Regions from separate parts of the Homo sapiens genome. Here region 1 is linked to region 2. Evidence: chromatin contacts called from ENCODE Hi-C or POLR2A ChIA-PET data. All regions are on one chromosome and are shown on one strand. The core of a region is the stretch at or near the end of the contact, and the rest is flanking DNA. Distances in the headings are between cores, read along the strand shown.

Region 1 (7,057 bases), core at 3,122-5,621, 37 kb before region 2:
AGAAGAGAAGTCACTTTCATATTATGAGAAAAGTTAGGAAGAGGTCAATGCCAACCTGCACCCCTCTGTGATTGGCTATCCCCTTCACCTGCCTTGTGTAATGTTGCCCCCTTTCCCTAAGACCCCCAGGAGGGCCTAGTTTGAGAAAATGGGCCGTAATGGTTGACTGTGCCCGAGAGATCAGGCTCTTCCATGTGCGGAGGAGTCTTTGGAGATGGCACCGTTTCCAGGAACAGGAAGGCCTTGGAAAGTTTGTGGGCTCCTTGGGCAGAGGCAAAGTTTCTTTTGGACTCTTCCTTAGTCTTCCTCATTTCCAAATTTCAAAAGTGTTTTCTCTTTCTCTTTCTTTCTTTTCTTTTCTTTCTTTCTTTTTTTTTTTTTTTTTTTTTGAGATGGAGTATTACTCTTGTCACCCAGACTGGAGTGCAGTGGTGCAATCTCGGCTCACTGCAACCTCTGCGTCCCAGGTTCAAGTGATTCTCCTGCCTTAGCCTCCTGAGTAGCTGGGATTATAGGTGCACACTAGCACGCTCAGCTAATTTTTGTATTTTAGTAGAGAGGAGGTTTTACCATGTTGGCCAGGCTGGTCTTAAAACTCCTGACCTCAAGTGAGCTGCCTGCCTTGTTCTCCCAAAGTGCTGGGATTATAGGTGTGAGCCACCACACCCAGCCCAAAAGTAATTTCTTTGGACTCTTCCTTACCTCATCAGAGAGGAGCTGCTACTTTGTTGCCACAGACTGTCCTCAGAGAGCCTTTGATCCTGTCTCTGCTGTTCCCTGTGCTGCAACCTGGGCTTTCAGCAGGCGAAAGACACAGCAGACCTGCCCATAGCTGTGGGCAGTCCGGCTTGGCTTGTTACCAAGAGATTTACTCAGCTTGCTTTGAAGAGCTTGTGTCGCCCAGTGAGGAACCCTGTGGGCTTCTCCTTCCACTCTGTGTTGCCAGTGGCCTACATCTGAGCTGCCCATCGTAGCCACAGTATCATCTGTTGGAACCTTAAAAAAAAAAAAAGTCGATCCCTGCTCAAGACCTACAAAACTGGAATATCCAGGAGTGGAATATCAAATCTGTGTTATTGAACCCAGATCCACAGGGAGTTCTGATGCTCTTCTAGGTTTTAGAACCATGTCTGTTTACTCATTTACTAGCCAATGGGGAAGCTGGGAGGAGGGGCAAGATGACACTTGGGTGGGGCCTTCTGTCCTTTTGGTTACCTTGAGCATAGCTCCTGGCCTTCCTGGTGAAACAGCCTGCTGCTGACCTTGAACCTGGGGTGGGTTCAGCAGGACCCTCTAGTCCCTGATGGGGCATCCCCTGGGAGTAGGCTTGAAGTAGAAGCAGCTTTCTGGGTGTGGGATGCCCCTGAGACATAGCAGGTGGGCTCACTGCTGAGTAACTAGAGGTGCCCAGGCCCTGACTGGGTGTGCATTATGGAGGAACAGCTTGGTGCACTGCCTGCAGGGTTGCCTGGTGACTGCCCAGCAGGAGGGAGGCGAGGGCACTTCTTGGGCTGGTGCTCACTGCTGACCCAGTGGAGGGAACATTCATCTCACTAGAGGAGTGTCAACGGCGCCTGGTTCCTGCCTTCTCAGCTCCCAAGTGCCCCTTTCCTTGCTGCAGCAGGAGAGGAGACTTGGCCAATGGGGGAAGAGTCATTTATCCATGAGCTCCAATTCAGGAACATTTGAAATATTGACAGGCTGCCTTTTAAAACATTTACAACAAAAATAGTTTTATGGAGTCCCACGGGGGAAAAAAAAGAAGAAAAAGTTATATTTCTGATTTCACTCAATAAAGGAATGATACTGAGAATATCAGCTTTGTTATTTCATCACTAAAATGTTAATGTCTGTGCTGTTTGGGAAGTTGCAATGCAGAGGCAGCTTTCTCCCCGCCTCCCCACCCCGCCACCCGGCGTTTTTTTGTTTTGTTTTGTTTTTTGTTTTTTTGAGACAGGGTCTTGCTCTGGGGTACAGTGGTGCAATCTCAGCTCACTGCAACCTCCACCTCCTGGGTTCAAGCGATTCTCATGCCCCAGCCTCCCCAGTAGCTGGGACTACAGGTGTGCACCACCATGCCTGGCTAATTTTTGTATTTTTAGTGGAGACAGGGTTTCACCATGTTGGCCAGGCTGGTCTTCAACTCCTGGCCTCAAGTGATCGGCCTGCCTCAGCCTCCCAAAGTGCTGAGATTACAGGCGTGAGCCACTGCGCCTGGCTAACCTTTTTGGATTCTTAAATGTGTTCATGGGCTGCATCAGGAAGCCAGGCCACCGCTGGTCCCTAGGTCTGGGGTGTTCACAAGAAAAGAAGATCATAAACATCATGTCAAAGGCAGGAAAAACAAAACTCTGCCCTCTGTGGTATTAAGTCCCAGTACTTGAAATTCCAAATGTCCAAAGGGGAGCAGAGAGCAGCACACACATGTATCAGTTGCTTGTCCACCTGGTAGTTGAGTGCCTTCACTGGGTATGTGTGGTAGCTACAGCCTAGACAGTACTGCTCTATGCTGGGCACTGTGCTAAGTGCTTGCCCTATATTAACCCTTTTAGTCTTCCCTACATCCCTGAAATGTGTTTATGCACTTCTTGTTCCTGTTTTCATATGAGGAAGCAGACCCAGAGGATGAAGTAATCTTATCGAGGTCACACAGCTGGGAAATGGAGAAATTAAGATTCAAACCAGACAGGCATCCTCCAGAGCTAATGGTTTAATCCAGGCACTGAGTTGCCTTTTCCCAAAGTAGAGGATAAGTCAGTCAGGCAGCCACGGCCCTCAGGGTACCTCCAGCACACCTCATGCTGGGCCCCTTTGTAGTGGCTGGGCTCTCCCCTTGAAGAGTTTTCTCCATCTCTTGGTCTACAATCTAGCTTCCCAGCCTTCTGCAACCAAATCCTTTCCTTACTGGTCAGAAATGCCTGGAAATTGCAGATTAGTTCAGGGAGATTTTTCCCACCATGGGTCAGAGAGATTTTTCCCACCATGGCTCAGAGAGGTCTGAGCCTCTCTGTCACTGACATTTGACCTCATCCTCGTCACTTCTGGCCTTCCAGTGGGGCTGGTCTGTTCTAACCATCTGTAAGCTTAGAACTGTACGGTCCCCTTTGTGGAAATCTGCTTCCAAGAGTGGTCCCTGGAAGGAGAAGGTGACTTCTACATCTGTCCTCTGGTTGATGGCTTGAATAGATGTGCTGGCCAGGTTGGATTGGAAGGTCTCAGTCTTCCCAGCAAGCTCCACACACACCATGCTTAGGGGAAAGAGGCTCTTCCTTGATGGCTCCAGGCTGCAGCATCAGTCGAATCCTAGCTAGAATTTTGAAGCATCATTGTGCTCATCAGAAATATTTAATTAAGGCTGCATATTAACAGTGTGTTTTTCCAGGCCCTAGGCAGGACCAGTTTAGTTGGAAACGGTTCCTGGCCACATGGAGAGCAGTGCCTCAGATTGGAGGTGGAAAGAGCATCAACTGTGGGGCACAGGGATTTGGGATCCAGTCTGTTTCTGCTCTTCTTTCTATAGGTCTGAGTTTTCTCATCAGTAAAATGAAGCCATTAGAAAGTTGGAGCTTTTGAGATTTTTGCTGGGTATACATTTGTCCAGAAGTATCTTCCCACCATGGCTCAGGGGGTCTGTGCCTCTGTCTGTGACATATGATGAATTTTTAAAATTGGATACACAGAATTCTCTAGGGAGAGAGAAGAATGAAGGTAAATGAGCCCTTCCTCTGTCCTTCCCCTGTACATATAAGAGCATAATTTAAAGTCACCCACTTTAAGTACAATATTTACTTAAACTTGCATAGGTTTTTCCTGTCACTCCATGATACATGTTTTATTTAATATAAAAATAGTGGTAGCTGGGTGTGGTGGCGTGTTCCTGTAGTTCCAGCTACTCGGGAGGATGAGGTGGGAGGATCACTTGAGCCTAGGAGTTTGAGAGCAACCTGGGCAACATAGCAAGACCCTGTTTCTACAAAAAAATAAATAGGAATAGCGTTCTTCCCACATCTCTGAATCAGTTGAATACTCTATGAGTGTGTCCCCTGAGTGGGCTTTGTATGCCCCTGACTCCAAAATCTTGGTTGGAGTCTTACATCTGGGAGGTGAAGCTTGAGGGCTAGGGCCCATGTACTGCTTGGGTTGTGGGGGGAAATGTATAAAAATAGCCCCCCACCTGGACAACCTCAGAGTCTTATTTTCACACTGCTTCTAGCATCTGCCTTCATGGACCTAACAATTATGTCAACATCCTACCTTGAAAATGCTCCACTTCTGAAGATGTGCTTCGAGGGAGTACACACAATCCTTGCCACTCCCCCAAGCCTTGCTTCTGCCCAGACGCGGCCTGGTTCCCTGGGGAGAGGCATGCCTGAGTCTGCCGAGACGCCTGCTCCAGAATGTTTTCAGGGCCCGTTCCAGCTCTTAGGTTCTGTGGATCTACGTGAGATCACAAAGCTGAGACAGGCACACTGACAACTGGGTAGATGGCACAACAGTAAGTTAATCCAGGAGATAAAAGAGAAAGCGAGACAGGAAAGAATAGGGTGAAATCCCAGAGGGAGCGCCAGGGCCCCTGGGACTTCCAGTTGCTTCCAGCGGCAGAAAGAGGACAGCTCCAGCTGCTACAGCACCTCCCAGGACCAAACATGGGGAAGTCTACCCAGCAGGTGCTGGGAGAGAGGCAGCCCCAACCAGAGCCAATATCAGATGGGAGTTCCTAGGGGAAGATGATCCCACTGGGCTTGGGAGTAGGCTGGGATCCCTCTCTTCTCCAACCCTTCACTCTCCCATCCAGTGCGCTCCTGTCTCTTCCTTCTCTTCTTTTCTCCTTTGCTCTGACTTGGTCCTGGTGGTGAAGGACCAGATGTGAGCATCACTGCCTGGCTTGGGAGAATCTCTTGGGTGGCTGGGCTGGGGGTGCGTGCACAATGCTGAATCTTACTCCATTTGTTTTCAACTTATTCTTGCTCCCTTCTTAGCATCCTGCTCTTCTAAAAAGGAAACTGTGATTTCCCTGAATAAACTAGTGCTTTCATTGTCCAGCATTGGCAAGGAGGAAAATGCTCTGAGAGGGCAAAAAGTAGTTGGATGACCCTGACTCTCTCCAGCTTCACCTTCCTTTGGGAGAATTTCTCACGTATTTAGTACGAACACCTACATACTAGTTTTAAGGTGGTGCCATTTTCCTCTAACTGTGGTGGGCCAAGCTTGGGTGCATGACTTTCTAACCTTTCGCTAATTGTCTATGTTGCGTTGAGAGTCTGGTGGGATGTTTAGACAGGACGTTACTGAAAATGTGGAGACAGAAAAAAGGAAATGAATGGAGGCTGACAGAGCTAGATAACTGCCCTGTAGGGCATAGCTCATCTTAGCTCACAGACCCTGCCAGAGTCCTCATTTTTTTGGCCTTCTTCATGGGCTGGGTTCGCTCTTCTCACTGCAGCCCACAACTGGTTATCCACCCTTCTAAAAATCCCCTGCTAGGAGAGTTCAGCCCAAAGAGGCAGATAGGAGGATCACCTCTTCCAAGGAGTTTAAGGCCTCTCTTCTGGGTGCTACTTTCCTGTTAGATGCTTTCCTTTTCTGTGATGATTGAACTAGGGAAGGAGAACTTCCCTTCCCCATCTAGGGAGAGAGACTTCCTCTCCATCTGAAGGGTCCTGGCCTTACTCCTCAAGATAATGGAGAAGAATTTAATATAGTAAATTCAACATCTCCAGCCAGTATGGGAGATATCATAAGGGACAGGACACATATTTCCTTTTTAGCTCCAGTGCTCCAGGCCTCAGCTTCCTTGTTTGTGGAGTATGCATATTTAGAGTTCCTACTTCAGTGTTGAGGACTCTCTGTGATGGTGAGGTTAATACATACAAGGCATTTAGAATAGTTCCCAATGAATGACTTTTATCAGTGATGTGTTCCCAGCAGGTCTGCTCAGTGTGTGAGTCTAGTCCATGAATGGCCCAGAGTGGGAAGATAGCATCACCATCCACGACTCAAGTGAAGCACATCATGATTTTTCAAAGTATTCATCTATGCATCCCTTATTAGTTTCCATACCAACCCCAGAGTGTAAGCTCCACAAGGCAGGGAATTTGTCCATCTTGATTGCCACTATATCCCAAGTGCTTAGCATAATGTCTGACTCATAGTAGATGCCCAATAATTACTTGTTGCATGACTGAGCTCTGTGAGTTAGATGGAGTGGGTAGTATTAATCCATTTGACAGAAGAAGAAAGTGAGTCCCAGAGACATGATATGACTCTTCTAAGGTTGCATCAGGAGTTAGCCACAGAGCTGGGGCAAGACCCTGAGTCTCCTCAGTCCTGATGCAGTGCTCCATCCCCAGTGTGCTGTTAGATCTATCAAGAGTTGTGCCTGCTGGTAGGTTGGAAGCAGGGAATAAACCCTGAGCTGCCACCAGGTCAGCTTCATGGATTCCATTGACCCTGCTTCTCTGGGCCTCTGTGCACACCTACATGTGTACATGCTGGGAGTCAGAGGCTGTAGAGACTGTAGACTAGTGGCATCTGCTACATGAAATCCTGCCAAGGGACAGCTTTGGAGAAGCCTTCTGTCTGCCCCTGAGCTAAGTGGGGGTGGAACATCTGACCACATGCCCTCTTGCACCAGGCGTTGTCCACGTTAGGCTTCCAAGTGTTGGGCGTGGTTGCAGGGTAAGGCTGCATGATTGCACCAGGCATGTTGGTTTGGCCTCCCTGAGGTGGTGCACAGATTGCCTTTCTGTAAATAGGATGTCTGTCACCTGAGGCATTTGTACCAGGCACCTCATTCCTTTTTTGGCTTCCTGTGGATTTGGAAGGAAACTCAGGGGCCATTTTTTTTCATCCTTTTCCCTCCATATAAGACTATACCAAATATATTCCAGAGATATTATTTGCTCTTAAAAAGGCTCAAGAAATAGGCCTAACTACATCTGAAAGTTTTTCTAAATCAAGGGTTGGCAATTTTTTTTTTTTAATTTGTAAAAGGCCAGATAATAGAGATTTTAGGCTTTTCTGGGCCATGCTGTTGCAGCCACTCAACTATGCCTTT
Region 2 (6,829 bases), core at 2,006-4,505:
GTCCCAGTCTCTCCAGCCTGAGTTTGCATCAGGGAGAAAAAGCACCAGCACCTTTTTCACCAATGCGCCCTTCCCCACATTCACACACGCATGTTCACATGCATGCACATGTATGCAGGCCGGCTTCCCCTCACCTTTTGTTTTTTTTTTTTTTGTAAAAAACACACATCCCTATGTCCACAAACACCCTCACCCTCACTTCCTCCCTCATCCACAGACACCTGTTCCCCAGTGATGCACATTTGCTCACACACCTGCAGCTGCTCACACATGCCTGCATGAGAGGCCCTCTCCACCCTTCAGTCTCCCGTACACCGGCAGGTGCCCACCCCACACCAGCCGCTCACACAGGCACCCCCGTTTTAGCCTCTTACACTTGCACAGGGGGCCCTTCACCTGCTTTGCAGCACCGGAGCCGGAGCCCAGACACATGATGAGGCATGAGAAGTGGAAAGTTCTGCAGGTGCTCTGCCCACCGTGCAAAGGAGGAGGCAGAGGTCCAGCTGCCTCTCAGCATATAGAGGCTCAGAGGCCTTTGCAGCATGCAGAGCTTTTGGAACGTATCTTACTTTCTCATTCTTAAATTCATTCGGGTAACCACTGTTTACTGTGCACCTACCATGGGTCAGGCGCTGTCCTCTGCACCGGGCATACTGCAGAAAACGAAGCAGATGCAGGCCCTGCCCTCATTGGGTTAGGTCTAGTAGTGGAGACAGACCACAGACAGGACAAATAGGGAAACAGGAGAAGCCAGGTGGCCATAAGTGCACAAGCACAAATGAAACAGGGAATGGGAAAAAATAGTGCTATGGAGGGTGCATGGAGAGAAAGCTCTTTGTTAAGGGGAGTTTGGAGCAGATTTCAGGAAAGGGCCATGTTGCAGGCAGAAGGAAGAGCAAGTGTGGCCAAGACCCAGGAAGGATGGGAGGAGGGTGGCTGTGGCGGGGCGGAGTAGGGGGGTGGGCTGTGGGTACTCTACATGATGGGGATTTCTTAAACATCTGTCAGACCCAAGAGACTGTGATCCTCTGAAGCCCCTGGATATGTCAAATTCATCTCAGTGGCCTTATGCACCCTTCGCATGCACCTGGTATAGGCCAGTGCTCAGAAAACATTTGCTCCTGGAGAAGTTGCTGGTTCAGTTCTGTGTGGAGCTGCTCTGTGTTCCAAGATCTGCGCTGGCTGCAGGGATAACAGGGATGGAAGAGAACCAGCCCTTCTCTTGAGGAGCTCCCTGCTAGTGAGGGTCAATCAAGTGCCTGGAAGTTGTGTGTGGGCATGCAGAGTGCATGATATGCCAGGTGCCGGGAAGCCTCCCAGCCCAGGGGCTGGAGGGAGGGGCACTGCTTAGTGGGCAGCTCTTTGGAGGAGCTGATGCTTGAACAGAGTCTTCAGGAAGGAGAGGAGTTAGCCCTGGGTGGGGAGGCAGAGAAGGAAAGAGACACTGAAAGCCGAGGGGTGAACCACAAATATTTGGGAAATGGCACCAGCAAGGTGTACAGCAGGGGTTTCCAAAGAGTTCCTGATTCCCTCCTCAAAGTGATGGGAGCCACACTTCCTGGCTTATCAGTTGGTCCTTGCCCTCTGGCTGGTGCTGTGTGTCTGAGAGGCAGCCTAGGAAGACCTCTCTGGGGAGAAGCAGAGAAAGATAGCGACCTCTGAACGTGCTCCCCAGAATTCAGTCACCCCATCCTACCTATGAGAGGGGACAAACTGGCAGTCTACAGGTGTGTTTGGTTTAGCCCATGTGGCTTCATTGTTTTTTAATTTTTTTTTTCATCAATTGCCTATATTTACAAAGGAGATTTTGGATAAAAATCTGGATTGCTAGCTGTTTTTGAAAAAATAAAAGATTGAAAATGTACCTTTGTGTGCCTGTGTCCCCTCATGGTGATGATTGGTTTGGGCAGAGCCATTGCACGCTCTCCTTTCCCCCCCATCCCCCGGTGCTGAATGCAGCACCCCTCACTCACCGTAACAGGCTGGCTCCTGTAGACACATGACCTTGGATCCTTTTTTGGATTAAGGAAGCAAACATGTAGGATTGTGCTTCTGCAAATTCTCAGAGATGGCTTTTGAGCCCTTAAGCTCTTCTGGGGCATTCTCATTTCTCAACTAGAGCTAGCGGGTGAGAGCCCTCTCTCTGTTTTCATCTGCTGCAGGACAGCTGGACTTCACTGTATCTCATAAAGAAAAGGAGGTGGGGTGGGCAGGGCCCTAGGCTGTATTACTGGAAAAAAAACAAAAAAAAACAAAACAGGCAGTAGCTCCTGGTTTCTGTAAAAATGGTGTCTAGACGTGAGTGAAGAGGCAGAAGGTCAGAGGGGATTTGGAAATCTCAAAGGCTGAGCACAGAGCGCCCACAGGTGCAAGGAGAAAGTACAGGGCCAGGGCCAGAGATTTCCTTTCTCTTGTTCCTCAGCTTATTCTTACCCTATTCCACCCACCCTGCCACTGCCAGGTGCTCAGCGAGTCTTTATTGAAAGAGAGATTATTAATATGGTGAAATGTCTGAGATGGTTCTCTCTCCGCATACCCAGTAATACAGGGTCCCTTTGGCTTGTGGGAGTCACATGTGGCCATTTTCAGTAGTTGGGAAGCCTGGGGGCCAGCTGGGAGTTGTCACTGCGTTGGGAATCTGCCTCCTGGGCCTTTTTATTAAGGCGTGGAGTTGTGTGCTGTTCTCTTACCTCTGGTCCCTGCTTGGAGGAAGAGGCTGAACTTGTACCACCTGGGCAAGCCAGTTTGCTGTGACCACACATGGATTAGGTGCCAGATGACCACCTGGGGAATGTGCCAGTCAGGCAGCCAGGATGCAAAGTGATTCGCTTCCCCCTTGCCAGTATTTTCTAGGGCGTGGTGTTTGCCCGCATCTTCTGGTGAGGCCTGGCTATCTCTGAGGGGCAGACCAGCACACCTGTGGGTGCAGCAGCTCACAGGAGTCTGTTGGGCGGCACTGCCAGGCCCTCGGGACCCTGAGTAAGGTCTGACGCATCAGGGCAGGCAGAGGGGAGGCCACATTTCGCCTGCCACTGATGTTAGCGGGGAGGCCCCAGACCCAGGTGCCAGGCGGGCAAATTGATTTTTCAGCCTGCGAAACTTCTAAAGATAGGCACGGGTGGTGCTCTGTGCTGGCACTGGGAGTGACAGGCCATCTGTGAGTCACAGTCCCGCCCGCTGGAGGAGTGCAGGTCCTGGGCAGGCAGCACTGCGGTGAGAGGGGCCCAGATGCAGGAGGGGAGGGCTAATGCAATGAGCTTGAGTCAGCCCTGCTTGCCAGGCCAGGATCCTCCTCCCAGGCCGGCACCAAGGAGAGTGTTCTACTGCCTGGCTCCAGGAAAACTGCTGCTGCCTGTAATTTATGCAGTTTCTATGGCTGAGTGGAGCAGACATGGCCTGAATGGATCATTGGAGTGGTTTGTGCTTCCCTCGCCCTGTGGCCTCACATATTTAACAAAATTGGTTGCTTGGTTTATTTCTTGAATCATCACTTGAAATCTCTCAGCTTCATTCTGAATTCCTCATCCCTCTTCTCCCCTTGTTTCCTATTTTCTTTGAATTATTTGGCTGGCTCTTTTTGATATTTGTGACATTATCTTACATTTATGCAGCACTTTACAGTTTGCAAAGCTCTTTCACATACATTATCCAGGCAACACATATTTACTAAGCTCCAAGGCCTTGGAATAAGTGCTAGGCTCCCGGGAGGCAGCAGTGCATTCGATAGCTACGGTGGCTGCTCTCAGGGAGACAGTGATAAGCTACTGCTAACTTGTAGGAAGACAATAGCGTGAGATGATGCTGAGGGTTTCTTTGTGATGGATGGGAAAAGCCTCTCCGAGGAGAAGACATTTGAACTCAGAGGAAGCCAGCCAGGAGGAAATTTGGGGGAAGAGCGTTCCACGTAGTAGCACCAGCTAGTGCAAAGGCCTGGTGGCAAGGATTAGCTTGCTTGTTTCTGAAACAGCAAAAACGCCACTCTGAGTGGAGTTTAGGGCATGAGGTGGTGATGGTGGGGGTGGGGGAAATGCTGGGTAGGGGGAGGCTGGCAGGGGCCGTTTTTCAGGGCTTTGTTGGCCATGGTGAGGAGCTTGGATTTCCTTCTCAGTATTAGGTGACATATTGGAGGAATTTAGGCAGCCACGCGTGTGATCTGGTTAACACTGGTGAAGTTCACTCTTGTAACAGTAAGGCCAGGGAGTAAGGGCAGGAGTGGAAGCAGAAGGGCCCCTCAGGCCACTGCACTTGTCCTGGTGGGAGTTAATAGTGGAACGGTGGCTTGGACTTAAGGCTCAAGTCGGATATACCGTCTCAGTCCTTACTATCTGGAAGTCCAAGATCATGGTGTTGACAGGGTTGGTTTCATCACAGGCCTCTCTGCCTAGCTTGTAGGTGGCTGTCTTCTCCCCATGTCTTCACACTGTCTTCTCAGTGTAAGTCTGTGCCCTAATCTCCTTTTCTTATAAGGGCTCCAGTTATATTGGATGAGGGCCCACCCTAATGACCTCATTTTAACTTAATTACTTCTTTAAAGACCCTGTCTCCAAATACAGTAGATGCCCTTATCTTTAGGGGTTACATTCCAAGACCCCAGTGGATGCCTGGAACTGCAGATGGATAGTACCGATACCTGTATATACTGTGTTTTCTCCTACACAGGCATATCTGCAATAAAGTTTAATTTATAAATTAGGTACAGTGACAGATGAGCAACAGTAATGAATAATAAAATTGTGCAATTATAACAATATACTGTAATAAAAGTCATGTGACTGTGCTCTGTCTCATTACAGAGCACAAAAATTCCTCATTGTACTGTACTGTGGGTAACTGAAAAAATGAAAAGTGAAACTATGGATAAGGGGGGACTGTGGAGTCCTAATTAGGGAAAAGGAGTCAGGCTGGTGGGACCAGGGGAAAGCAAGAGATAAAGCAGATAAGCTATAAATCTGCCTTTCTTCACGTCCAGAGAATTTAAACAAAAGAGAAACCAGATAAGTTACAGGTCTGCCTTTCTTTGTGGCCCAGGGCATATGGCCCAGGATATATGACCCAAGACATTTGGCCTTCATGCCCGGATAACATACATAACTCCCGGGCTTCCTGCTCACCATCAAACACCTCAATTTATCAAACATCCAGGCTGACAGAGGAATGCAAGTTAAGCTCCCTGCTGCCTTGGCATTATCAATCAGCCCAAGTTCCATTCTCTAAAATCTGCAGCAAGCTTTTGTCTTCTGGAAGTTAGCTTCTCTCAGGCTAACTTGCCCATTGTCTCTCAGGCAACATATTTCCCCACTTTCTCTAATAAATCTGCCTTTCTTGACCTATGATTTTCTTGGTAAATTCTTTTACCCCTGTGCCATCAGCCTGCATTCGCCCATGACAGGGACGACTGTATAGTCACATCCTGAGGTCAGCTGACAGTACGCAGATGAGCTATTTACCAGATAAGATGATTAAATAACAGTCATTAAAAAGAATAACCAATCTTTATTGAGCACTTACTAGATGCCAGGCATTCCCCAAGCATCCTGCTTGCTTTATTTCTGCATCACAGAAATTCTATGAACTAGGCATTGCCATGATTTTCTCTCCCTTAGAGATAAAGAGGCTGTGGCTTGGGAAGTTTTAATAACTTGCTGTGTTCACACAGCCAGGCACTGGGAGATCTGGGACTTGCAAACGTGCTCTTTTCTGACTCCAGAGTCCATTTTCTTAACTACTATGAAATGCTTCCTTTAAGAACTTGTCCCAGAAGAGAATGGATGTTTCAAGTTCTGAATTATACTTGATTTCTTTGGCATTGCAGAAAGTAGACAGATTTCCTGTATGGTCCTGTATTAAACTTGTATGTGAGGGGTTTTTGACTGTCTGCATCAGTGGTTCTCAAAATGGGGTCCCTGGGTCAACAGCATCAGCATCACCTGGGAATTTGTTAGAAATGCACATTCTTGGGTCCCAGCCCAGAGCTGCTGAATCAGAAACTGAGGCTGGGGCCCAGGACGCTGGTTTAACAAGCCTTCCTGGTGATTCTCATGCTCTATGAATTTTGAGACTGCTGATCTGCAGCAGCCCCAACATACTCACAGGTGTTTGCATGTGGAAATTCAAGGCTCGATGTCCTTGAGGAACCAGACTTCCAGGTTTCAGGTCGGATGAGGAGTGGAGCAGCACTGCTCACTCCATGTGTTGTTAATCGGCGTTATCTCCATGTGTTGGAGATATGTTATTTCCATGTGTTTCCACATGGAAAGTCATCTCCATGTGTTGTTAATTGGCGTTATGCCAAAAAGGTGTTCAGTGGTCAATATGTTTCAGAAACATAGGTTTCTCCTTTTTTATTTTTCTAAAGAAGCAGGGCCTTTCTTGTTGCTCAGGCTGGAGTGCAGTGGCGCTGTCATAGCTCGCTGCAGCCTTGAATTCCTGGGCTCAAGTGATCCTCCTGCCTCAGGCTCCCAAGTAGCTGGGACTACAGGCGTGTGCCCCCATGCCCAGCTAATTTTTTCTTTTTTTTTTTTGTAGAGACAGGGTCTTGCCAGAGAAACATAGGTTTCTTGGTTACAGACCTTTCATATGTTAATTATTATTCTTTTGCTGTTTTTGAAGATAACAATCTTTGTGCTTCCCAGGCTTATTTGATCCTGAGATCCTTTGTTTGAGGAGAAGAGAACAGGACTATGTTTGAGAAACCTGCACTCCATAGAGGCTTCCAGGAGAGGACATAAATAATTGAATTGGGATCCTCACAGTGACGGGTTTCTTTCAATCAGTCAATTAAGTGGTATTTACTAGTAGGTATGCTGTATTTCTTCCTGTGGCAGAAGCT

Evidence for each region. Hi-C counts contacts between places; a loop is a spot of excess contacts on that map. ChIA-PET counts read pairs that join two places held with the same protein, here RNA polymerase II (POLR2A). Pooled maps may share reads with other maps.
Region 1: a loop to region 2 is called in a map of ascending aorta, with 2.0 times the contacts of the local background. The contact joins two enhancer-like sites. A Hi-C loop is called at or near these places in 3 of 168 maps with a recorded cell type or tissue (PC-3, PC-9 and ascending aorta) and 6 of 50 pooled maps. POLR2A ChIA-PET finds 5 or more read pairs at or near these places in 5 of 52 experiments (AG04449, AG04450, GM12878 and 2 more).

The regions. Positions count from the first base shown.
Region 1 is chr10:77,547,930-77,554,986 of GRCh38, reverse strand. All of the region lies in intron 1 of KCNMA1 (potassium calcium-activated channel subfamily M alpha 1), which reads left to right. Among named protein-coding and RNA genes, the nearest start is that of KCNMA1, 86 kb to the left of the region's middle. Within about 2 kb of position 4,371, at least 6 of the 41 ENCODE cell types and tissues checked have a DNase peak (open chromatin) inside an H3K27ac peak, as active enhancers do; they include ascending aorta, where a contact is called at or near this core.
Region 2 is chr10:77,510,322-77,517,150 of GRCh38, reverse strand. All of the region lies in intron 1 of KCNMA1 (potassium calcium-activated channel subfamily M alpha 1), which reads left to right. It overlaps LOC124902464 (a long non-coding RNA gene), which reads left to right. Exons shown (of 2, transcript XR_007062205.1): 2 at 1-154. Among named protein-coding and RNA genes, the nearest start is that of KCNMA1, 120 kb to the left of the region's middle. Within about 2 kb of position 3,255, at least 14 of the 41 ENCODE cell types and tissues checked have a DNase peak (open chromatin) inside an H3K27ac peak, as active enhancers do; they include ascending aorta, where a contact is called at or near this core.